Regions from separate parts of the Homo sapiens genome. Here all the other regions are linked to region 4. The links are chromatin contacts, found by Hi-C or POLR2A ChIA-PET in ENCODE. All regions are on one chromosome and are shown on one strand. Each heading gives the region's core, a stretch centred on a gene start or an enhancer-like site at or near the end of the contact. The rest is flanking DNA. Distances are from core to core; before and after follow the strand shown.

The links. A loop is a pair of places that touch in the nucleus more often than their neighbours do. ChIA-PET counts read pairs that join two places held with the same protein, here RNA polymerase II (POLR2A). Pooled maps may share reads with other maps.
Region 1: a loop to region 4 is called in a map of CD8-positive, alpha-beta T cell, with 5 times the contacts of the local background. The contact joins the promoter of GNG5 here to the promoter of PKN2 in region 4. A Hi-C loop is called at or near these places in 2 of 168 maps with a recorded cell type or tissue (CD8-positive, alpha-beta T cell and naive thymus-derived CD4-positive, alpha-beta T cell) and 9 of 50 pooled maps. POLR2A ChIA-PET finds 5 or more read pairs at or near these places in 1 of 52 experiments (T-cell).
Region 2: a loop to region 4 is called in a map of naive thymus-derived CD4-positive, alpha-beta T cell, with 21 times the contacts of the local background. The contact joins the promoter of SYDE2 here to the promoter of PKN2 in region 4. A Hi-C loop is called at or near these places in 1 of 168 maps with a recorded cell type or tissue (naive thymus-derived CD4-positive, alpha-beta T cell) and 7 of 50 pooled maps. POLR2A ChIA-PET finds 5 or more read pairs at or near these places in 1 of 52 experiments (activated CD4-positive, alpha-beta T cell).
Region 3: a map of CD8-positive, alpha-beta T cell shows a loop between it and region 4 (12-fold over the local background). The contact joins the promoter of DIPK1A here to the promoter of PKN2 in region 4. A Hi-C loop is called at or near these places in 3 of 168 maps with a recorded cell type or tissue (CD4-positive, alpha-beta T cell, CD8-positive, alpha-beta T cell and ascending aorta) and 9 of 50 pooled maps.
Region 5: a loop to region 4 is called in a map of naive thymus-derived CD4-positive, alpha-beta T cell, with 7 times the contacts of the local background. The contact joins the promoter of CCDC18-AS1 here to the promoter of PKN2 in region 4. A Hi-C loop is called at or near these places in 1 of 168 maps with a recorded cell type or tissue (naive thymus-derived CD4-positive, alpha-beta T cell) and 11 of 50 pooled maps. POLR2A ChIA-PET finds 5 or more read pairs at or near these places in 1 of 52 experiments (CD4-positive, alpha-beta T cell).
Region 6: a loop to region 4 is called in a map of CD4-positive, alpha-beta memory T cell, with 20 times the contacts of the local background. The contact joins the promoter of CTBS here to the promoter of PKN2 in region 4. A Hi-C loop is called at or near these places in 1 of 168 maps with a recorded cell type or tissue (CD4-positive, alpha-beta memory T cell), 1 of 37 single-sample maps with no recorded cell type and 9 of 50 pooled maps.
Region 7: a loop to region 4 is called in a map of CD4-positive, alpha-beta memory T cell, with 7 times the contacts of the local background. The contact joins the promoter of TMED5 here to the promoter of PKN2 in region 4. A Hi-C loop is called at or near these places in 1 of 168 maps with a recorded cell type or tissue (CD4-positive, alpha-beta memory T cell) and 9 of 50 pooled maps. POLR2A ChIA-PET finds 5 or more read pairs at or near these places in 1 of 52 experiments (T-cell).

Annotation. Positions count from the first base shown.
Region 1 is chr1:84,504,881-84,507,942 of GRCh38, forward strand. GNG5 (G protein subunit gamma 5) reads right to left here and starts at 1,701. Exons shown (of 4, transcript NM_005274.3): 1 at 1,556-1,701; 2 at 1,131-1,421. The coding sequence starts at 1,211. It overlaps SPATA1 (spermatogenesis associated 1), which reads left to right and starts at 1,506. Exons shown (of 14, transcript NM_001397487.1): 1 at 1,506-1,538. RefSeq lists silencers at 967-1,096, 1,347-1,426.
Region 2 is chr1:85,199,158-85,202,332 of GRCh38, forward strand. SYDE2 (synapse defective Rho GTPase homolog 2) reads right to left here and starts at 1,859. Exons shown (of 7, transcript NM_032184.2): 1 at 1,095-1,859. The coding sequence starts at 1,839. LOC124904207 (a long non-coding RNA gene) reads right to left here and starts at 1,085. Exons shown (of 2, transcript XR_007066199.1): 1 at 994-1,085; 2 at 1-882. RefSeq lists an enhancer at 974-1,585 and a silencer at 1,598-2,747.
Region 3 is chr1:92,960,109-92,962,956 of GRCh38, forward strand. It overlaps DIPK1A (divergent protein kinase domain 1A), which reads right to left and starts at 1,354. Exons shown (of 5, transcript NM_001006605.5): 1 at 1,268-1,354. The coding sequence starts at 1,321. RefSeq lists silencers at 915-1,474, 1,635-1,714.
Region 4 is chr1:88,682,858-88,685,923 of GRCh38, forward strand. It overlaps PKN2 (protein kinase N2), which reads left to right and starts at 1,416. Exons shown (of 22, transcript NM_006256.4): 1 at 1,416-1,771. The coding sequence starts at 1,724. PKN2-AS1 (PKN2 antisense RNA 1) reads right to left here and starts at 2,347. Exons shown (of 4, transcript NR_110682.1): 1 at 2,307-2,347. RefSeq lists enhancers at 1,251-1,580, 1,611-1,690.
Region 5 is chr1:93,344,398-93,347,240 of GRCh38, forward strand. It overlaps CCDC18-AS1 (CCDC18 antisense RNA 1), which reads right to left and starts at 1,414. Exons shown (of 9, transcript NR_034089.1): 1 at 1,327-1,414. DR1 (down-regulator of transcription 1) reads left to right here and starts at 1,510. Exons shown (of 3, transcript NM_001938.3): 1 at 1,510-2,468. The coding sequence starts at 2,249. RefSeq lists enhancers at 1,105-1,640, 2,010-2,079, 2,140-2,349.
Region 6 is chr1:84,572,735-84,575,757 of GRCh38, forward strand. CTBS (chitobiase) reads right to left here and starts at 1,706. Exons shown (of 7, transcript NM_004388.3): 1 at 1,505-1,706. The coding sequence starts at 1,681. RefSeq lists enhancers at 296-345, 1,059-1,158, 1,269-1,558 and a silencer at 1,719-1,838.
Region 7 is chr1:93,179,109-93,181,848 of GRCh38, forward strand. TMED5 (transmembrane p24 trafficking protein 5) reads right to left here and starts at 1,305. Exons shown (of 4, transcript NM_016040.5): 1 at 946-1,305. The coding sequence starts at 1,134. It overlaps CCDC18 (coiled-coil domain containing 18), which reads left to right and starts at 1,616. Exons shown (of 29, transcript NM_001378204.1): 1 at 1,616-1,744. RefSeq lists enhancers at 686-835, 1,706-1,915 and a silencer at 1,366-1,645.

The DNA of each region.
Region 1 (3,062 bases), core at 451-2,950, 4.2 Mb before region 4:
CACCAAGACGAATGAGAATTTCCCTTCCCTTCTGAGGTGACCACAACTGAGTAAGCTAGGTCTCTGACACTTCTAGTTAAGAAAGCTTAGAGACCCTCTCAGTTCACAAAACATTTCGGCAAGTAATAAAGACTAGCCTGATGAGTATAAAATCAAATCATCTTAGGAACTGGCTGCTTTTAACAGGGCACATGATTTACATTCTTGTTTCTTTTTTTAACTGCAGAAGTGTTTCACATGTAGCCTGACCTATTGTACCAGAAAGAAGCCAATCCATTTAGGACTGTAAAAATCAGGAAATACTTAGAACAGCACTTGAATGTCAAGTTATTCTATCAACACAGACAAAAGGCTTTTTCTCCCAAAGTACCCCAAGACAAGGCCAATACTAACCAGACGCCAAAATAAGACCAATAATTACCCACAATAATCATTTTCTCCGGCATGCGGACCAGTCGATATCCCCAAGGTCAAATATGAGCAAACTGTGCCATAGGTATGAAATGCACGCTTTGTTCGAGGTTGTACGGGGCACTGACCGGAACTTTACACTCCAGGATCGTTTCGAAAAATGCTTATTCAATCCACAGTTTAAGTTATGCAATAATTCGCTTAAAAGTATGTGTTCAACGGACAAGAGAAGTTGAAGGTAAGAATTTAATACTAAAGGAAGTAGGTTTGGGAAAGATCAAATGGGAGAAAAGTCTGCTCTGAATCAAAAGTCGGAAAATACCCTGTCCGATGAGAAACAGGAGGCTGGCAAAGTGGGAAAGGAAGGGTGCGGACAGCGCGCGGAGGCGCAGCTGTTGGTGAGACCAGCCGAGAAGGCTGCCAAGGGAGGTAGAGACGGAGGAGGACCGGAATGTCGGCCACGGTTCAACCCAGGGGCCAGCCCGCCTCGGAAAGTCCTGGGGCGGAAGGGCGAACTAATCGTCCCCCTAAAACACAGCGTAGACCCACGCGGCGCCTGCTCTAAAGCTGGCCGCTCCCCGATCGCCGCCGCTGAGCGCGCGTCCTCTCCAGGGGAAGCGAGGGCCGGCGCGTGTCCCGCCCGCCCCCGCCAGCTGGGCCGCCGGATCCCACCCGCCGCCGCCGCCTTCCTCCCGCCTCGGCCGCCCGCCCCCGCTCACTTTTACGCGGTTGAGTCCGGCCTCCAGCCGGAGCTGTTGAACCACTTTCTTCATAGCGGCGACGCTGGAGGAGCCAGACATGGTGCACGCGACGGCCGGGCCGATTCGTGGGTCGGTGGGTCGTGGGCCGTGGGTCGGCGGGGCCAGACAACTCAGCGGCGCGCGGCGGGGGCGGGGCTCCGAACTTTGTCTCTAAGTTTCCGGTTCTGTGCTCAGCGGCTCCACCCTCGGTGCGCATGCGCGCCTTGCCAGCCCTCTGTTCCAGCTCCACACCCGGCCCCGAGCGCGAGCCTGGAGGAGGGGGAGGAGAAGGGGCGGAGCAGTCGGTGGGCGCGGCGGCTGCTGGAGGCTAGCGCGACCCGACTCTTAAGTTTTCTTTTCCTCTCCAGAGGGGCCGATTAGGGAGAGGTAAGGAGAGAGCTTACCGTTAGCCGCGAAGAACTAAGAGGGGGTCTGAAGAGGACCAGGGAGGGAAGGCAGAGCTTGTGGGAGTTTCTAAAAGGCCCGGCGGCGGGTGACCAGGAGGTCTCAGTTTTCCTCCCAGTTTGTGGGAAGGGTTGAGGGAAGTGAGGGGAGATACTGGGTGAGGCGTAGGAGCTACTGTGCACCCGGCGTGAGTCACCCGCACACCCCCGCCCCGTACAGGCGTGTCTCTCTGTGACCCGAGTTTGGCCAACAGGCATTTTCAGTTCCACCCCCAACCCCCAGCCCCGCTGACCCGAGGCGGAGAGCAGGCGCGGAGGTCGCTGTCGCGTACCCAGCGGAGCCGGGCGGGCGGGGAGCAGGGGCGCTGATTCGCTGGAGAAGGGATCTTCTCGAGGTTTGACTTTACTGGCTTCTTAGCTCTTGAATCGGTTTTTCTGAAGGAGATTGTGAAGAAGCCAAGGTGCTGGCTGAAGATTACACCTGTCTGCTCGGTTACCCATTTACTCTGGAGAATTAATGCTTATTGTACTTTTTAAAATAAAACTTATTTTTGTGTTTCCGGAAAGTTTGCTCTTTAGTATTTCCGTTGTAATTTATTACCTCCTGCTTGAAATTGAGTACCAAAGGAGTTTTTAGGAGAGAGGGTAGGGTCTAACCAAACAAAATAGGCTCAGCCAGTAGGTCTTTCTTTCATCCACGGAAATATGTGTGTTATGTCACAGCACTAAGGGCAGATGTTTCCTATTTCTTTTCGGGTAGTCAATCTCCGAATGCGCTGATGTTTTCCATTAATGTTAATAATTTTATCATTAATGGATTTCAAATTTTTTATTAGGGAAGCATGTGTAATTGCACTGGTCAACAAAATCTAATTTATTTACTCAACAGTTTATATCAGTTCGCAAAAATGTACATCGTAAGTTTAGCATTTTACTTAATTCATACGGATGTAATGATTGGGGTTAAAACCAGGGTTTGAATTCTGGCTCTGCTACTTACGGTATTCTTGGGCAAGCCACTTAAGTTACTGAGGCTTTATTTCCTTATTTCAAAGTAAATTATACAGCTTCGTAGAGTTGTTTTTCGGAATGAAATGACATTATATGTAAAAAGAATGTGAAAGCTATCTCAATAAATATTGTCTTTTCCCAAAAGGTATTGTAATTATTTCACCTTTGGTGCTTTGTTGACTGTATAATGCTAAAACGTCATTCATACTTTACAGATTTGTAAGATTAAACACAAGTATCTATTCAAAGAATGATCTGTTTTACAGTAGTTGTAAAATATATCACTGAACTCTTAGAACCGTGGTATGTTAATGCTGGAAGAGATTTTAGGGAATATATGGTCCAATAATTACTTCTGTGAGGGAGACTGTTGAGGAATAAGCAGTGTTTTAGGCCGAAACAGTTTCAGAAAAAAAAAAAATTGTTGCTTTTTTATTAACTGCTGCATTGGGAAACCACAGACTGGAGTGCTGTCTCAAACACCAGGTGTTATTTT
Region 2 (3,175 bases), core at 609-3,108, 3.5 Mb before region 4:
GTAGGATTTATAATTACTACCAGAGAAACCGCCAAGTACTGTGAATACCTTTTACATTTCAGGATTTAATGTTTTCCAAATTATTCCTGACTTATAAGTCTTTATGATCACTAAAAATTTTTATATGTAAGAGTATTCAAAAGACCATGTTGTTTTGGCTCACTTTGAAGATATTATACTCCTTTCAGGAAAGATATTTTGATATTTACAACATAATTGACTGGTTTCTAGAATTGATAACCTAAACCTTCAGTGATAGTTAAAAATCATGCACATACAAAATAGGGAGCTTAATCCTATTATAAGGATCAATATACTTTTTAAAAAACTAATTTACTTCTCTTATAAATAGGATTTAAGTTTGCAAATGACTGCTTTAAAAACAAAACTACCTGAGGAACATTTTTCTTTTGATTAAAATGTTAGTGTCCTTGATTTTTCACAATAAAAAGATTACTTTGTTGAGGTTTCTTTGTCGGGGGGAGGCAGGTGGAGAGATGGTGTATGTGAAATACTACCTGACTAAAAAATTCTACTTATGGTAGGGTTTTTTTTGTTTGATTTGTTTGGGTTTTTGGTTGTGTGTATGTATGCATGTGTGTGCGTGCCTGGGAGAGGCAAAAAAAAAAAGTTGTAATGAGTAAAATGACAGTTTATGAAGCCTATAAAATCTACCTTGAATCAAATTCAAATTTACAAACTCCACAAAAGTCTACGGATTTGCCTAGAGCTACAAAGAATAAAAATCAAGACAGTGCCGCCCATCTGTAAACCTACTAAAAGTGTGTTATACTTAACCTTTACTCCTTTAGGTAATACTTAGGGAATAGACACACTGGTTTTTCGAGAAGAAATCACAACCTCAATTCTTCATGCCATTGTCTGATTAAAAAGAAAAAAAAAAGCAAAACGAGTAAATGCATTACATTAAGTAACCCCGAAATTACTTTAAGCTGCCACTTACATGACACTTACTTTCGCCCGGTAACGTACCTGTCGCAAAAACATAACTTTTTCTTGGCTCTTAAGACAGAAGCCCAGTCGGTAAACAGTAAGGCTCGCGGTGCTAGCATTTTCATCGCAAAGTATCCTACCTGTCAGCGTAATTCTTTGGTCTGGAGGCACCGACAGGACACGGTTTTCACGCACTTTCAAAGCGCCCACATTTGGGGAGGCTGCCTGCGTTCCTGTGACTTTGGGAGCCGTCCCACGGGCACGACCCTTCATTCCCAGGGACAGCAGACGCCCTTTGTACATCCACTTCTGCAGCTTCTTGACTGTCACTGCCGGCGGCCTGAGGAAGGAGGGGCCTTCCTGGCGGTCTCCTTTGCCACTGCGTATCACAGAGGACCCCGCTGGATCCCTGAAAGGGCTTCCCGAGGAGCAGCCGTGGTCCTTGCAGCCTGGAGGCTGGAGGCCGGTGGGTGCAGCCGCCCGGGCGCGGTCCCCACTCCAGCCGTCCATCCTGCCTCCACGTGGCGGGGGCTCGTCCCAGTCCCGGTGCGCGCCGCACCTGATCCAGCTGTCGCTCGGCCACCGCTGGAAGGGAGGCGGCTTGGCACCCACCCGGAGGCTCTCGAGGCTTCTGCTGCAGGACGGCCGCATCCGAGGAGTCCGCAGCTGGCCTCCCCGCGGCTCCCTCTGAGGCGACCGGGGCGGGGACACCTGCTGCCGAGGGCGTCCGCCGCCTCCCCGCTCCCCGTCCCGGGGGCAGGCTCGGCGGTACGCGGCGCCGCGGGAAGGCGGCTGGCCCGGAGCCCGGGCTCCCGCGGGGAAGCTGTGATCCGCCAAGCCCCTGCCGCCCCGCCGCGCGCCCGAGTCAGGGGGCAGGTCGTGCATGGCCTGGATCAGCAGATAATAGGCCTCTCGCAACTGGGTCCGCAGCCTGCCTGTCTCCAGGCGGCCGCCCTCCGCCCCCAGGGAGGAGCCCGCCGCTGGGGGAGGCGGGGGACGCCGTTCCGCCTCCGCCCCCTCAGGCTCGGGCGCAGACTGCGAGCCGCCGGGCAGGTTTTCGTAGTAGTCGGCGTCGTAGTCGTCTTCGTCCTTGTCGTCTTCCTCCTCCTCTCCGCTGTCCTCGGAGCCCTCCGGGGAGTGCGGAGGGGCGTGAGCGAGCCCATGGCTCTGGGGGGCGGCCTCCTGCCCGCCGCGCGGCCGAGGCCCGAGCGCCCCCAACTGCTCCGGGTGCCCTCCGGGGACCCGCGCCCCGGGACCCCACGCCTCAGGTGACGGCGAGGGCTGCTGTAGGCTCCGCCCGTGTCCCCCGGCGTGCTCACGTGGGAGGGTGTCTGCGGCACCCCAGGCGTCTCCCGCGGCTGCCGAAGAGGCCGCCACCGCAGCTGCGGCTGCCGCCCGGAGCCCTAGCCCCCCGGTGCCGCGGGGACCCCGCCTTCCCCGGAGCCTGGACAGCGTCCTCCTCAGAGGGTCCGCCATCCCCTCTGCCTTAGCCGCGAGGCTCACCCCCGCCAGGGGGAGAGGTCGGAGCCCCGCTGGGGAGAAAACCGCGCTCGCGGAGGCGGAGGCGGAGGCGGCGGCGGCTCCCCATGACCGGCGCTGGCCCTCGCCGGCTCCTCACATACTTGGCATAACTCTGCCGCGGGAAGGCGTGGGGGAGGGCGGTGGCGCCGCAACGCGCATGCCCCGGAGCCCCGGGCCGCGACGGGGCGCGCGGGCCGGGGGCGGCAGAGGTGGGTTCTCGGGGTGGGCGAGTGGTGCAGGTGGAGGCGGAGGGCGCGGGCCGGTAGGTTGAGTAGTAGGTCGGCTGAAGCTGACCGACGGAAGCAGGGGTGGGCGCACAGAGCGCGAAGGGTGCGGGGAGAGTTGAGGCAGGGGAAAGAAGAACGAGCAGGAACGTGAGTTTGGGCTGGTGGCTGCAAAGTTTTGGTTAGGGAGCCCGAGAAAGGGAAAGTGCCCTCCTGGCTGTCACCCCAGCACCTTCACCGCCACCGCTGCACGAGGTGTGTCTTAGGCACAGCAAGTCCTAGCTTGAGAGAAAACAAAGATTGTTTTGACGGACAAAGTACGAGTGCAGGTGTATCTCGGTGCATGTGTTCTAGAAATGTATCAATCATTTTAATCGCCCAGAGAGCTAGCTAGCTAAAAGAAATTTGCAGCGATTCCTTTTCTATAAGAGTTCTTTTATCAAAAACAAAACAAAACCCACCCACCGATGTCTCTT
Region 3 (2,848 bases), core at 104-2,603, 4.3 Mb after region 4:
GTTGAATTCTAGAAGGGGTTGTGACAGTGTTACTCAAGTGCACAATTACTATTGGTGGTGCTTGCTACAAAGACTCAGTTTTATTCGTACACGCTTAATATCATGGGTTGTCAAATCATGCTTCCAATTTGCAATACGTCACTCATTTCAGGGTAATGACTTACACATACAATTTTCAAACAAAAATGTAAGATTTACTTGCCTCATGATGGTTACCTTCTCAACTTTTTTCATAATTTATAAAAGCACCAGCTGACCCCAAATCATCTACCTCTTGGCCTTTTAATGTAAGCGGTAAAGGAATACTGTCCTCTGAATGCAGCGTTGGCTAACACTGCTGACCCACGCAAGGCATTGATTTGTAGTTGTTTTTCCATCGGAGTGATGGATTTGCGCTCAGCTACTCGCGGTGTCTACTAGGTCCCCCTGGTGACCAAACAGTACACTTAGGCAGTAGTAGGGTTCCAAGGCACAGACTGGCAGCGGAACAGAGGGTGGAACGGGAAATCATGAAAAATTAACACGCGAACCGTACACACGACATGACTGAGAATTACGTTTGCATTACTAGGGTATTTGGGATCCACAGACCAGCCACTAGCCCCTTTCCTTTAAAAAGCAAACACCCATCCGCCTGGTTCAGGCTTATCGGTCTCCACCTCCCATTTAAATCTTGGGTGTGATGGAACGACCCAACCAAGGGGCTCGGCACGAGGCACACGCTGCTTTTTGGAGCCTGGGGAAACACTGGTGTGACAAATTGTCATAATTTTCTAAGACACGGAGGAATGCTACACCACCTTTCCTACCACCGACTTAAGACCCAAGACACTGAGTCAAGGGCAACCGACCTGCGGGGGCCCACGGGGGAGGGGGGAAAGCCCCGAAAACACCAGGGAGAAGGCGGCCCGTCGAGCTCCGCCTGGAGCGGCGCAGGGCTGCGGGCAATGCCCGGAGCGCGGGGTCGTACCCAGGTCACGTCTCGGGGCTCTCAGGATGCGAGGGCGTACCCGGGCGGGACGACTCGGGCCCTGGAGCCCGGCTGGCCGCGGCGCGGGAGCCGCGAGGGCCGCGGTGGGGGGCGTCGGCAGAGCCGCTGAGGGGGCTGGGGAGGGCGCGCCGCCAGGTGCCGGACGGCAGGGGGCAGCGGGGTTCGGGCGGGCACAGACCCAGGGAGGGAGGAGGGGAGCGGGCGAGTCCTGCGCGGCGCGGCAGGGCACACGGCCGGGTGCTCCCGCAGCTGGTGGCTGGGCGGCCGCCGGCCTACCTGGAGGTAATAGGGTTTCCTTAGCCAGGCCCCCGGACAGAGACTCCTCGCCATGGTAATCACACATCGCCCCGCCGCGCTGCAGTCAGAGGCGGACCCGAGCGCTGGCGGCCGGGCTCCCCGCCTCCCCCCGCCTCCCCGCCCCCTGCCCGGCCGGGCCCGCCCACTCCCCCGCCCCCGCCGCGGCGCGCGCCGCGCTCCCCTCGGCCCGGCTGCAGTGAAGGCGGCGAGAGGCCAGAGGCCCAGCCTCCTGCCCTGTTCGCCCGCCGGCCGCCGCGGCTGTCAGAGAGGCTGCTGCCGACTCCGCCATAAAGGGGAGTCGCACCTCGCCTCCGCCGACACAAATCGACTGCGCCTGGAGCTTAAAGGGGAGGCGCGCGGAGGCGGGAGGGGGCGCCGCGGCAGCGGGGGTGTCGCACGCTCGGCGCGGATTGGGGCGTGCTTCTCGCTGGCTGATGCGGCGACCCCCGGACCGCGCTGGCCTCGCAGTCTGCTCCGGCTTCCGGCTCCCCGCGCTGCGCCCAGCTGCGCGTCCCGCCACCCGCCCCGGCAGCACCGACGCTCCCCATGGACTCTTCTCCTGGAGTCAGGACGTGTCTGGACGGGTTGTTTGGAAATTCAAGGGAAGCTTGGGGCTCCTTCCCTGGGGACTGGCTCGTCCTCCCTCGCCCTTGGTGGCGGTCGGGGGAAGGGGGTGTCTGCCGCAGCTGGAGACGCAGACCGGGGCATCCCCCCAGGACTGGGCTCAGCTTCGAACGCGGACAGGGCGCCCCACTGCTGAACTCGGTGCCCCCCTTACCACGCTCCAGTTCGCCTCTAACGGCCTACAACTTTTTTTAAAAATGTACTTTTAAAAAATTCCGACTTTTTTGGTTTATATTGTTTTTAAGACAGCTTCAGAGTTTTCCTGGCCCCGTCCAGGAACACTGATTTCAAAAGAAAACAAAAACAAAAACACCGAATTAAATACAGTCCTGAAGGCAGGGAGCCTGGGACGTGGCCTGCTGCTTGGTTAAGGCTACATAACACAGGGTGTGGTGTCTTTCTTTTGACAATGAGTTCCAAATAAGGGAAAAAAGAGCCACCCTAGTGGGAGAACAGCTGTTGATCCAAGTGACTTGTAATGGAAGAAGCAGCTTTTTTTTTTTTTTTTTTTTTTTTGGCTGCTTTTTACCCCACCTACCACGTTTAAGCGTGATGCTAACAAAGTTTAGGTGGCCCGTTAGAGCTCATTCCGGCCTGTTGCTCTGAGAAGGGGTTTCCCCAGAAGCAAACCATTACTCATTCTCACTTGGTTTTTGCATAAGCCTTGTTCAGGTGCCTTGTTCTGAAGAGATACCTTCATGTCTGCCCCTTCCCTCAACCCACACACAGACACAGGTTTTAAACCTAGGTGATTTTTGTTGTGGTGGTTGTTCTTTCTGTTTTTGAGAGGGGTCTTACCATGTTGCCTAGGCTGGACTCAAACTCCTGGGCTGAAGCCATCCTCCCATGTAGCTGGAACTACAGCTACTTGGTCTTATTTTATTGCTTGCAGATAAACCAATTTTTCATTGATTTTGTTTGGGTCAAGAGACAGTA
Region 4 (3,066 bases), core at 166-2,665:
TCCCGGCCTTTCCAAGTGTTCTTTCATGTATTTAATTATCATCTTCAACCAAGGCAATATACTAGACACATAAATAGTTGTAAGACTTGTGAAGTACACACCAGAAAAATTCTTTATCACACATATGATAAGTTAGAGTTCAGAAACTGTGGCCACAGAACTCCAGATCTTCAATACATGTTTGCTGAATTGATGTATGAGACTTGAGAAGGCAAAAGGATAGACGTTAAGTCCTGGCATCAGGCCAACAGAGTTACATGGAGCGTGTGAGAAGTACATAATGTTACACTTCCTAAGAAATATGTCAACGAATGCCCTTTCTAAGTAGCAACGTACCTAAATAACCCTTACCACTCTCTCCAGGTAGTTTTAACAAAGGTATTGTACCGCAGCTTCAAAAAATCAAAAGTTACGCGTTTACCTATCCATTCACTGCTCAGACAAAACAAAAACAAAAGCTACCTGTAGGAGACTTCGAAATTCCTTAATACCATAGTGTCATTAAAAACAAACACCTAGATTTACTTTACTTAGCTATATTTTACTAAGTAGTCAGGTTAGCTTTAATGCTTACCACGCCAAGGAAAGGTGGCTTTTTTCCTTTCCCGAGGGTAATCCCGTCCCACCTCCCCCTCCCTTAAATAAAGTTAAAACAACCCAAAAAAACCCAGCTAATTCTCAGCTCTGTACAGTTCTCCAGTACAAGCAACAGTAGTTCAACCTCAAGAAAAAGACATCTTAAAGGCCGTACATTAAAAGTTGCCAGGGATCCAGCCGCTTACATTTCATGAAAAGTACAGACCATACCCGTTTAGCTAGCTGTGCACCTTAACTGGTCGAGAAGGCGCGCTGGGGGCTGGGTTTGAGGGTGAGCAAAAGGCAAGATTATTAGTTTGGGTTGACGTGGGGGTCAAGGGGAGAGCAGAGGAATAATCTGTAAGATCTGAGTCCCGAAGCTCTTTGGGTTATGGAGGTTAGAAAAGGGCCTGTTAAAGTTAGGCCCAAGTTTCGGCAAGGTGGAACTGGGAAAAAAAAAAAAGAAAGAAAAAAAAAACGAAACCCGAAAAAACAACAGCGAGCAGGCTCCCGAGTTCTAGCGTTCACAGTGAAGCCGTTAAACGCAGCAGGAAAGTAGGCGTGTGTTTTCTTCCTCTTCCCGCCTCCCCAGAGACTCGAGCCCAGTCCTTTCCCCTCATTTTCACCCCAGCCGAGTCCAATGGCTGCCCTCGCCGCGGAGTCGGGTCGGAAGACGCCCCGCCCCCTCGCCGCGTTCGCCCTAGGGAACCCCTCCGCCCCACCTTCCCTGCCCGATGAGGGGCAGTGGCTGCCGCCGTCACGTGTGCTGGCAGCCGCCAAGTGAGGCCGCTTTTGCGACGCGGTGACAGCCAAATGGTGCGACAGGAGGAGCTGCAGCCGCGGCCGCAGCGCCCGCACGGAGAGGCTTGAGGCGGCTCCTGGCGTCGCCCAGAGGGAGCGACTAGACGAACAGTCCGGTGAGGGCGGCGAGAGGAAGCCCGCTACGAGTGCCCTAGCTCCCCGCCGCTCTCGATGAACCGGACGGAATAAGCCGCGCCTCCAGCAGGGGCTGCGCCTCCATGAATCCCTAGTTGTTTTTTTTTTTTTCTTTCTCTCCCCTCTCCTCACCCCCACCCCGAGCCCCGTCCCGCCTTCTCCCTTCGCCAGAGGCGGCCGCGTCCAGGTGCGGAGTCCATACCGGAGCGCAATGGCGTCCAACCCCGAACGGGGGGAGATTCTGCTCACGGAACTGCAGGTAAGGGCCGCGGCCCTGGTGAGAGGCGCTGGCGGAGGAGACAGGGAGAGAGCCCCGCGCGGCGTCGGGGACCGAGGAAAGCCCTGCGGCCGCCGCGCCCCTAGCCCGCTAAGTGCGGAAACTCCGGGATGTCACTCGGGAAATGCTTCCCTCGGGGAACCGCTTCCCTGGGGAGCCGGACCCTCTCCCCCGCCAAAGCCCTGGCCTGCCACCGCTTTGGTTTGATTCTGCCTACCAGAGGGGACCCCATCTCTGCAGCCCTGCTGCAGCGGGAGCCTGCTCTCGCCTGGTCCCCGGAGAGGCCGGCCCGTCGCCCCCTCCCTCGGTGTCAGAGCTACCCGCGAACGCCCCTGTTGCCCCCTCCCTTCGCGCGGCCGGGCCCCGCCCCGCCTTTCCTCCGTACACCGCTCCTTAAACTCCTTTGAATGACTCCCAAGCTGTTTTCTTGTCCCTCCCCCTCCCCTCAGACTCCGCACAAAGAGCGCCCCCATAACTTCCAGCCCCTAGACAAGTTTTTTTAAAAAACGAGTCTCACCAAATGTTTGCTTCACTTCAGCAGCCCTCTTCAGGTGACAGAGTTTCTTTCCTCTATTTTGAGGGTTATCTTTTTCTTTTCTTTTCCTTTCTTTTTTTTTTTTTAACCGAGTGATAAATACAGGGTGCCTTTCTCTGCTACCCCTGCCCAGATCCGGGAGCTCAGATGCTGATGCTTTTCAGACTTTCATTTTCCCTCTCATTTGAGCACCAGAGAAAGAGCTAATAAGTTGTTTACTAATGAGAAAGCAGTCGACTAAGGGAAAACATTGGGCACCACATGTCTGCAAAAGATGAGAGCAAAGTAGATCGCTTAGTTAAGTCATGTCGAGTAGCAATGTTATTTCCCATTTCCAGATAAATATTTGATAATGTAGGCACGATTTTCTTTAGATCTCTATGGTGTACATGGGGACTTAAGCTACCCTGTCGGGTTTTTCATTACTTGGGAGTGTTCCAGAGATGTTTGTTTTTTGACTTAAAAGTTATTTTGCTTTATTTTAATATAGTTATCTTTTAGCTACTCAAAGATTGTAGATGGGAATTAGGAGAAAAAAATAGCATGCCTGCATTTCTTTTTGTGTGTTGGACAGTTAATTTTTTTTAAAAAAAAGACTAAATCAAGAAATTCTGAAGAGTTGATGTCAAAATTAAGTATTGCAACTGCATCTAAATTTCTTGTTTAAATATACTTTTTAAGAAATCTCTTTATAAGTTTGGTTTCTTGTGCAGTCAGACGTAAGCTTGAAAACTTTGGTATA
Region 5 (2,843 bases), core at 164-2,663, 4.7 Mb after region 4:
CAGAACGTTTTAAGAAAACACTGTCAACAAGCCAGTTGCCATCATATGTATCAAGAGTAATGAATCTGATGAACCAAAGTGACAAAATGGATTTCAACAGTGTCTTGTTTAGTTTTTAGAAATTCCAACATCCCACTATTTATAGTATAGCCTCTTCTTCCACATGACAGTATGACAGACTCAGTTTTTTTACTTTTTTTTTTTTTTTATCTTTTTTGAGACAAAGAATCTTGTTCTGTCACCCAGGCTGGAAGTGCAGTGGCACAACCGCAACTCACTGCAGCCTTGACCCCCTGGCTCAATCGATCCTCCCACCTCGCCCTCCAGAGTAGCCGGGACTACGGGTGCCTGCCACCAAGCCTGGTGAAAAAAAAACCCGTGTTTCATATTGTCATATAGAAGAGGCTATACTATAAACAGTGGGATGTTGGAATATATATTTATATATATAAATATATATTATATATATATATATATATATTTTTTTTTTTTGTAGGGACGGGTCTCACTATGTTGCCCAGGCGGGTCTTGAACTCCTGGGCTCATGTGATCCCCCTGCCTCAGCCTCCCAAAGTGTTGGGTTTACAGGTATGATGAGCCACAACGCCTGGCTGACACACTTTTTTTTTTTTTAAATGCAATTTCTGTTTAGACCTTGACACCTGTTGATATTACTAGTCACTATGGAAAGAAGTAAAAACAGTTGCTTAAGATGCTCTAACACTTTTTTCCCCTGTAGAAGCCAACATGGAATACAACATGAAAACTGTCTAAATGGGAACCTTCTAATATAGCTCATTGTATGCCATGCATTTCCACTCCATTTCCACTATGTTGGAACTGACTTCTGCTTTCCTACTTAGCCATTAGGCGACTTAGTTGCCTCTAGGCAAGTAACTTCTCTGAAATGTTTCATTTTTCATGAAGTTTAAAAAAAAAAAGGTGAAGGACTTTAGAGAGCTTTGAACCGAATAAGGTCTATCAGACATCTTGAAAAGCTTTTTCTCCAGACGACGCAGAAACAGGCACACGGGGTTCTGCTTTCCCCACCTCCCACCCCCAAGCCCAGGTCCCATTCTTCTCACTTTCAATCCTCATTTGGGCTCCTAAAGGAATAGCAAAGAGAGTTATTTTATCAATACCAGCGCTCCTCTGTCCCCAAATCCAGCTAGGGAAGGTTTCGGAGGCCTCAGCTACTTGAGAGAGGGTAGAGACGATCCTTCCTCGCCTATCTACCCAGCCACCCACCCCTTCCCAGATGTAGCGTCCGGGCCCCAGACCAAGCGCGTGCTTGGAGCTCTCCGGTACAGTGAGGCGCGCGCTTGCCTGGCTAGGGTCCCTGTGAAGGAATGGGATCCCGAGGTGCTTGCCAGGACCGTAGCAGGCGGAAGCTGCTGGCAGCGCGAACGGGCGGCTCCCGCCGGCGTGGGTGGGGGAAGGGCGGCAGCCACACCCGGAAGTCGGTCCGGGAGGGAGGGGGAAATCTGAGGGAACGAGGCTTCCGGTGGCGCAAAGGGTGTCGGGAGCGGCTTCCTGCAAACCTTCCCTGGCATCTGGAGGGACCACCGTTGCCGCGTCTTCGGCTTCCACGATCTGCGTTCGGGCTACGCGGCCACGGCGGCAGCCACTGCGACTCCCACTGTGCCTGGCTCTGTCCATATTAGTTCCCAGGCGGCCGTCGCCGTTCCAGCAGCGGCAGCGGCAGCGGCAGCGGCGGACATGTTGTGAGGCGGCGGCGCGGGTGTCTGAAGGATGGTTTGGCCGAGGCGGCGGCAACGGCTGCTGGCGGCGGCGGCAGCGGCAGCGGGGCCTCGGGCTCTATAGAGCCGAGCCCGCTGGGTACCCGCCCGGTACCGCGGCGAGGCCAGTGCCCCTGGATCTTGCCTCTGCTCCGACGCCGTTGGGGACCAGTTAGGCGACAGCGCCCGCCCCTCTGAGGAGACACGAAGGTGGTTCCCCAGCCGCTCAAATTTCCGGACCACCGCGCTTTCCCCTCCTCAGCCTGGGCTGTGCTCTCTCTAGAATCCTCGGGCCCCCACTTTCTTCCCAAACTCATCCTAAATCTCTCACACACGCGAGTGTTCCCAGCCCTCAAGCCAGCTGCTCCTCCGTTCATTTTCTGCACCCTCTTCGCAAAGCACCCCCCGGGATCACTCTCCGAGGGCGACTTTTTGAGAAATCTCGGTGGAGTAGTGGACCAGAGCTGGGGAGTTTTTAAAAGCCGGGGCGCGAGAAACAGGAAGGTACTATGGCTTCCTCGTCTGGCAACGATGATGATCTCACTATCCCCAGAGCTGCTATCAATAAAATGATCAAAGAGACTCTTCCTAATGTCCGGGTGGCCAACGATGCTCGAGAGCTGGTGGTGAACTGCTGCACTGAATTCATTCACCTTATATCTTCTGAAGCCAATGAGATTTGTAACAAATCGGAAAAGAAGACCATCTCACCAGAGCATGTCATACAAGGTAAGTCGTGTGTGAGAGCTGGTTTGAATGAGGTTCTAGGGTAGCAGTCTGCTAATCGCGTGACCCTTTCGTGTCAAAGCCTCCATTCCTCTTCCCTGGTAAGTAACTTAATGAAAAAGCCAGACTGGCATGTAGGCAGCCGGTGCTTTAAAAACAATCCCTTTGTAGCATTTTTGCAGTACTTTTCATCCAGCGAATACATGTAAGGAGTGCAAACATTTAGGTCAGCGTCCCCAAAACGTAAAGAATAAGAGTGATCTCACTTTACAGCCAGGTAAGCCGAAGCAACAAGAATTACTTGCCTGAAGTTGAACTTAGATAATAATTAAGGAACGCAGAAATTCTCCTTTGGAAAGTTAAAATTCAGACGGAGGA
Region 6 (3,023 bases), core at 456-2,955, 4.1 Mb before region 4:
GGCTAACTGCAACCTTCCGCCTCCCGCTCCGCCTCCCAGGTTCAAGCGGTTCTCCTGCCTCAGCCTCCCAAGTAGTTCGGATTACATGTGCCCGCCACCACGCCCAGCTAATTTTTGTATTTTTAGTAGAGACGGGGTTTCACCATGTTGGCCAGGCTGTTCTCGAATTCCTGACCTCAAGTGATCCACCCACCTTGGCCTCACAAAGTGCTTCTCAATCTCAAAAAGAGATTGAGAAAATTAAGAAATGTCTGGTTGAACTTTTACAGCTACTGTCCCCACTGCCTCTACCACCGCGCTGGGCCTCAGATTGTATAAAACATTTTAATTGGGAGGCCATTATGCTGAAACAGCTCCAACTGCCTTGGATTTCCTGCTTAAGCAAACTCCAGCCCAAGGTCAACAGTGAAAGGAAACTTAAGCTTAACCTATCAGAAACTGCCAACTAACCTCTAACTAGTAATTTTCCACCAAGTCATAGCTAAATAAGGCAAACAGTCATAGCCAACCAAGTAATTATTTTCCTTTGCTTCCCTGTTCGGCCTATAAAAGCCCATGCTACTAAAGCAGACCTCTCTGAACCCCTTCTGGTTTAAGTACTGCCGATTCATAAGTTGTTCTTTGCTCAAATAAAAAAGGTTATCCTACTTTGTCTGAAGTCTTTCTTTTAATAAGATGTTAGGTTTCCACACTAGGCAGGTTCTCCATAAACACTTTCACCATTTTTATTTCTTCTCCTAAGTCATGTATATATACTTTTTTACTGGCATCTAAGTGTTCTGCCTCAGATTAATGTACTAGATTAAGAACTAGGAATCATGCCTATTTCTACAAAAGAATCGTTCTTTGAATTAAGCCTTTGGACCTTCCTGATGTCATCCAATTCCTGCTTTCAGTCATCGAAGTGGGCAGTCAGGTGGTTTTAATATTGCTCCAGAAGGTGTTTGATTAAAGTTGCCAGAAGCCTTACAAATTGTTATGTAGATAGAAGGAAAATGTACTGAAAGCTATTTTTTTTACCACTCTTCATGGGTGGTTTTGAGGTACTTTAAAGGAAAGGGCTAGCAGGTATAGAAAACTAAAGGTAAGCAAAATACTCTGCATTCTAATGTACTGTTGGAGTGCTGAGATTCTTTCAAACGAAATCCTCGTTCCTTGGAAACATAAATGGATTATCCTACCTTGTTTGCTTTTTACACCCAGAGTGCTTCCGCAGAGGCACAGCAGGGGAATGAAAGGAGCTTGCCTTAGGAGGCAGATCTGGTTTGAACTCTCGCCTGCCTACGCAGGCACTTACAGGCTGTGAGGCCTGAGGAGTTACTCAACTTCTCTGAGCCCGAGCTTCCTCATCTATAAATTGAAGGATCCGTAAACAGGAAGGCCCTCATCGAGTGGTCAAAGCTGGTTTCGGCGCCCACGGCACCTCTCCTTAGGGCTCCGTTCTACCCTAACTTCTCTTCGTGCCCTGAAGCCCAGACCTAGAGGAGCAGAGGAAGGCGCTGACCTCGAAATCTGGATGGTGGCGAATCGGGCGGCAGAGCTCAGGCTCCGGGCATGGGCAGTCGGTCCCGGCCGCGAGCCGCAGCGCCAGCAGCGCCAGCAGCGCCAGCAGCGCTAGACCCGGGACGCCGCTCGGCGGGCTAGAGACGAGGCGCCAGCGTCGAAGCTGCGGCCGGGACATAGCAGCAGGTCTAGCGGGCCGGAGTGGGTTCCTACCGCCTGGGTGGGCGGGGCCTGCTGCGCGTCGGGGCAGGAAGGGGCGGGGAGAGTCGGGAAGGGCGGGGAGGGGCGGGAGGGGCGGGGCTCCGGGGCGGGCGTGGGAGGTCGGGCTTCGAGCGTCCCCGGGCGCTACAGGTGGGTGAAGTTAAGTGGCTGCTGGAGCGTCTCGGGGGACAGCCAGTGTCTGCGGCGCCGAGAGGGCCGTTCGTGGACTCAAATGGGTATCACCCCTACCGTTTATAGTCCTCCCAATAGTCTGCATCTCGTTTTGTCGTGGCTGGTCGTGTACTCCTTGTGGAGTCTGAAGGTACAAGGGGATCCCCAAAATGGAGAAGTGGGTGTCTTTGGAAGGGCCTACTGAGTAACATGGTTGGAGTGGCCAAAAGACTTTGTTTTTCTTTTGCTACTCAAAAGAAAGCTGGAATACCAAAAATTTTTACTTACGGATATCAGGTCTTAGTTAAGATCGTGGTTTGAATTCAAGCATCTAATTTTGCCTACTCTCCTGTTAAAAATCAAGTTTAACAACCTAAACACAAGGACAAAGAGATAACAGCAACAAAATGTTGGAAGCTGGAGAGCACAAGTATGAGTATGAGAGGTAAATCGGAAAAGGGGGAGATTAGTCAAAGGCTGCTCAAGGACTCTGATCGCTAGATCCTTTTTCCAGCTTCATGTCTCTGGGCAGCTGCCCCTCTTTCCCACCACGGGCTCCCACCCCGGCTGAATTCCCTGAAGGGGATAAATTCTCTGCTGAGTGGGTATTCCACCTAAAACGGAGAATAAGTGGCTTTATGCCTACTGAAAACTGAAACCCCTCGCTATCTGATTAACCTAAGAGGCTGAGCAAAGATACTGACATCGGGTTTTCTGGACAAATCATACACCCAGATCACCCTACAGTGAAATTCAAAGTTAAAAGCACCAGCTATCTACTTGGAGCTTCCTCTCTTTGTACTTTTTAATTTTTACTTTTAATCATGGACAGCAACCAAAAAAATCCAATAATGTAGAAAGAAGGGACCCAAACAACAGACAAAGGAATATGGAGGAAGCAGATGCTGCAGGGAGAACACTTTTAAAAATTCTCATAATAGCCCCAGAAAAATAAGAGAAGATGAAGCCACAACAGGGTGCAATAAAAGGGGTAGGGGATTTTTAAAAGTTAATAGAAATAAGAAAGAAGTGAAAAAACTATTAGTAGAAGATAACACTGAGGAATGTAGAGCAAAAACTCTGAAAGATAAGAAAATTGGAAAACGCAGTACAGAGGGGATGAAATAAATAATTCTTAAAGGTGCTTG
Region 7 (2,740 bases), core at 55-2,554, 4.5 Mb after region 4:
CCCAGCACTTTGGGAGGCCGAGGCGGGTGGATCGCCTGAGGTCGGGAGTTCGAGACCAGCCTGGCCAACATGGTGAAACCCCGTCTCTACTAAAAATACAAAAATTAGCTGGGCATGGTGGCGCACGTCTGTAATCTCAGCTACTCGGAAGGCTGAGGCAGGAGAATCGCTTGAACCCGGGAGGCGGAGGTTGCAATGAGCCGAGATAGCGCCACTGCACTCCAACTCTAGCTTGAGCAACAAAGCGAGACTCCGTCTCAAAAAAAAAAAAAAAAAACAATGACACGAGGGAAATGCTTACAATGCTCAATGAAAAAATGAAAAGAAAGGTTATAAAGTTTTAATATACGATTTGATCTTTTGAAAATAATGGATATATAACTTAAACGGAAATGTATCATTAAATATAGCAACAGCGTCTTCCAAAAAATTTCAAAATCGGGCTTAATGCCAATTACACGATCATAATCCAAAAACCCTTAACTGAAGCAAAGACAGTGATTTGTAACATCTGAACTGTGTGAAAGGGGTGGGGGTGATTCAAACAAGTGTCATCACCTTGTCCAATGATGAAGGAGAACGTGTATCAGTTCTGCATTGTGAAATTCTCAGTATGAGAGCGTGTAGTGGCTAAGAAAAGCAGTGGGCGAATTAGGAAACAAAGAGAAAAGCCAGCGACATCACCAGTTCTGGCCTCCTTCCCACCGGAGGAAAGGGGAGAAGGCGGGTAGTCATCAATTCCAGGTCCAGCCTAAGTTCTGGGTCCCCGGCCCCAGCGAGAGCCTCGCCTCGCCTCGCGCGCCTGCGCGGAGCGGGCTGGCTTCCTGAACGGCCCTCGCCTCTTCACCACCAGGGCCGTCCACCAGAAGTTTCTAAACGGGTGAGAGGCGACAACGCAGTGCAGCTGGGTTAAAGGAAGGAGGCTGGTTTATCCTCCGCACTTACTTGGTACTCGATCTCCAGCGAGGCCTTCAGGGGCATGGGCTGGTAGAAGCACTCCTTCTGGCCGGCGGGAAGGGTAAAGGTGAAGTCGCTATCGAGGGAAGGTGTGAAGCCGGCCGCCCCAGGCAGCAGCACCGGAGGCAGAGCGGCCAGAAGGAGCACGGGGAAGGGCAGCCAGATCTTGTCGCCCATCCCTGCTGGGGCGATCCCGGGCTGAAAGAGGCGTCAGGTACTGTTGTCTCCGCTCCGCGTTTCCTCTCTGGACTCCTCGTGGTTGACAGGGAAATCTGGAGTCTGAAGAAACTCCAGGTGGCGGCCGCGGCGGCGGCGAACACTCCCTCCGAAAGAGAAGCGCAGTTCTCCAAAGGGTAGGGACTCTGGGCGGGGCTAGCAGTCCTATTCCGCAACCGCCTCAGTCTCGGCCCCCTCAGGCCAGGCGTGAGCGCCGCCCGCCTCTCCCCCTGACGGCCTCCGGTTCCCATGGCTTCCCCCACCAATGGGCATCATGGCGGTAATTGTGGGAAATGTAGTCCCGGGCGGGCTCCGCTAGTGGGCTCGGGCGCGCTCGCCGACCACGATCCCCGGCAAGCCCCGCGCCTTCGGCGGCGCCTCACGCAGTCTGCGCCGGGGCGGGGCAGTGACCGGGTAGGCGCGTCCCAACGGCTCCCGCGGCGGTTCGAATTCTGTGCTGCCGGGGTTCGCTGGTTCTCCGAGTTGTGTCCGAGGCTTCCACGCGCAGGGGCCCGGGAAAGGGTCAGAGGCTTCCTAACGCAGACTCGAGTGCGAAGCGCGCAGTCGCCGGGTGGGTCTCTCCCCAGCGACGATTTGGGTGGTGAGCGACTGCGCCTTGGCGTGGGGAAACCGGCTTACCTGGGGGAGTTCTGTTCCTTTCCCTCCCGGCACCTTGGATGCGCTGGGACTGGTCCTCGTGGTTGCTGAGCATGCTGCTCTGAACGGTTGTATTTTATTTGATGAAAAATAGGAGGCCGGGCGCAGTGGCTTACGCCTGTTACCTCAGCACTTTGGGATGTCGAGGCGGAAGGATTGCTTGAGCCCAGGAGTTCGAGGCCAGCCTTGGCAATATGGCGAGCCACTGTCTCTATAAAATTAAAAAAAAAAAAAAAAAGAGGAAACTGTCACTTCCGTCCCCCACCCCCGCCCCCGCTTCTTTCAGACGGATGTAAGATTAGCTGTGTCAAGCGATCTTGAGACAGGAGACTACTACATAAAGTTATGACTTCTTTCCAAAATGAGGAATCTTTTTCGACTACAGCCCATTGTATCACATACATAGGGTATAAAAGAACACTTGTCCTTCGTTTGATGGGTGTGCGTGTGCAAACCTACAAACACATTGTTAATTAGGGCCGAAAGATGATGTTGTTAAGGTCGGTGAGTAGGATGATGTGCTTTTCTAGGTATGCATAGTCAGTGAAGATAGCCTTTTTTGGGTAACTACTGTAAATTGAAGTTAAGGACATTCATTTGACAGTAAATGTCCCACTAGGAAAATGAAAACATTTTAGTATCAAATATATTCATTGCTACTGCAGAAGAGTTAGGGAGTTCTTTCTTTTTTTTTTGAGACCGAGTCTCACTCTGTCGCCCAGGCTGGAGTGCAGTGGCGCGATCTCGGCTCACTGCAACCTCCGCCTCCCAGGTTCAAGCAATTCTCTGCCTCAGCCTCCCGAGTAGCTGAGATTACAGGCGCTCGCCACCACCCCCGGCTAATTTTTTTGTATTTTTAGTAGATACGGGGTTTCACCATCTTGGCCAGGTTGGTCTTTAACTTTTGACC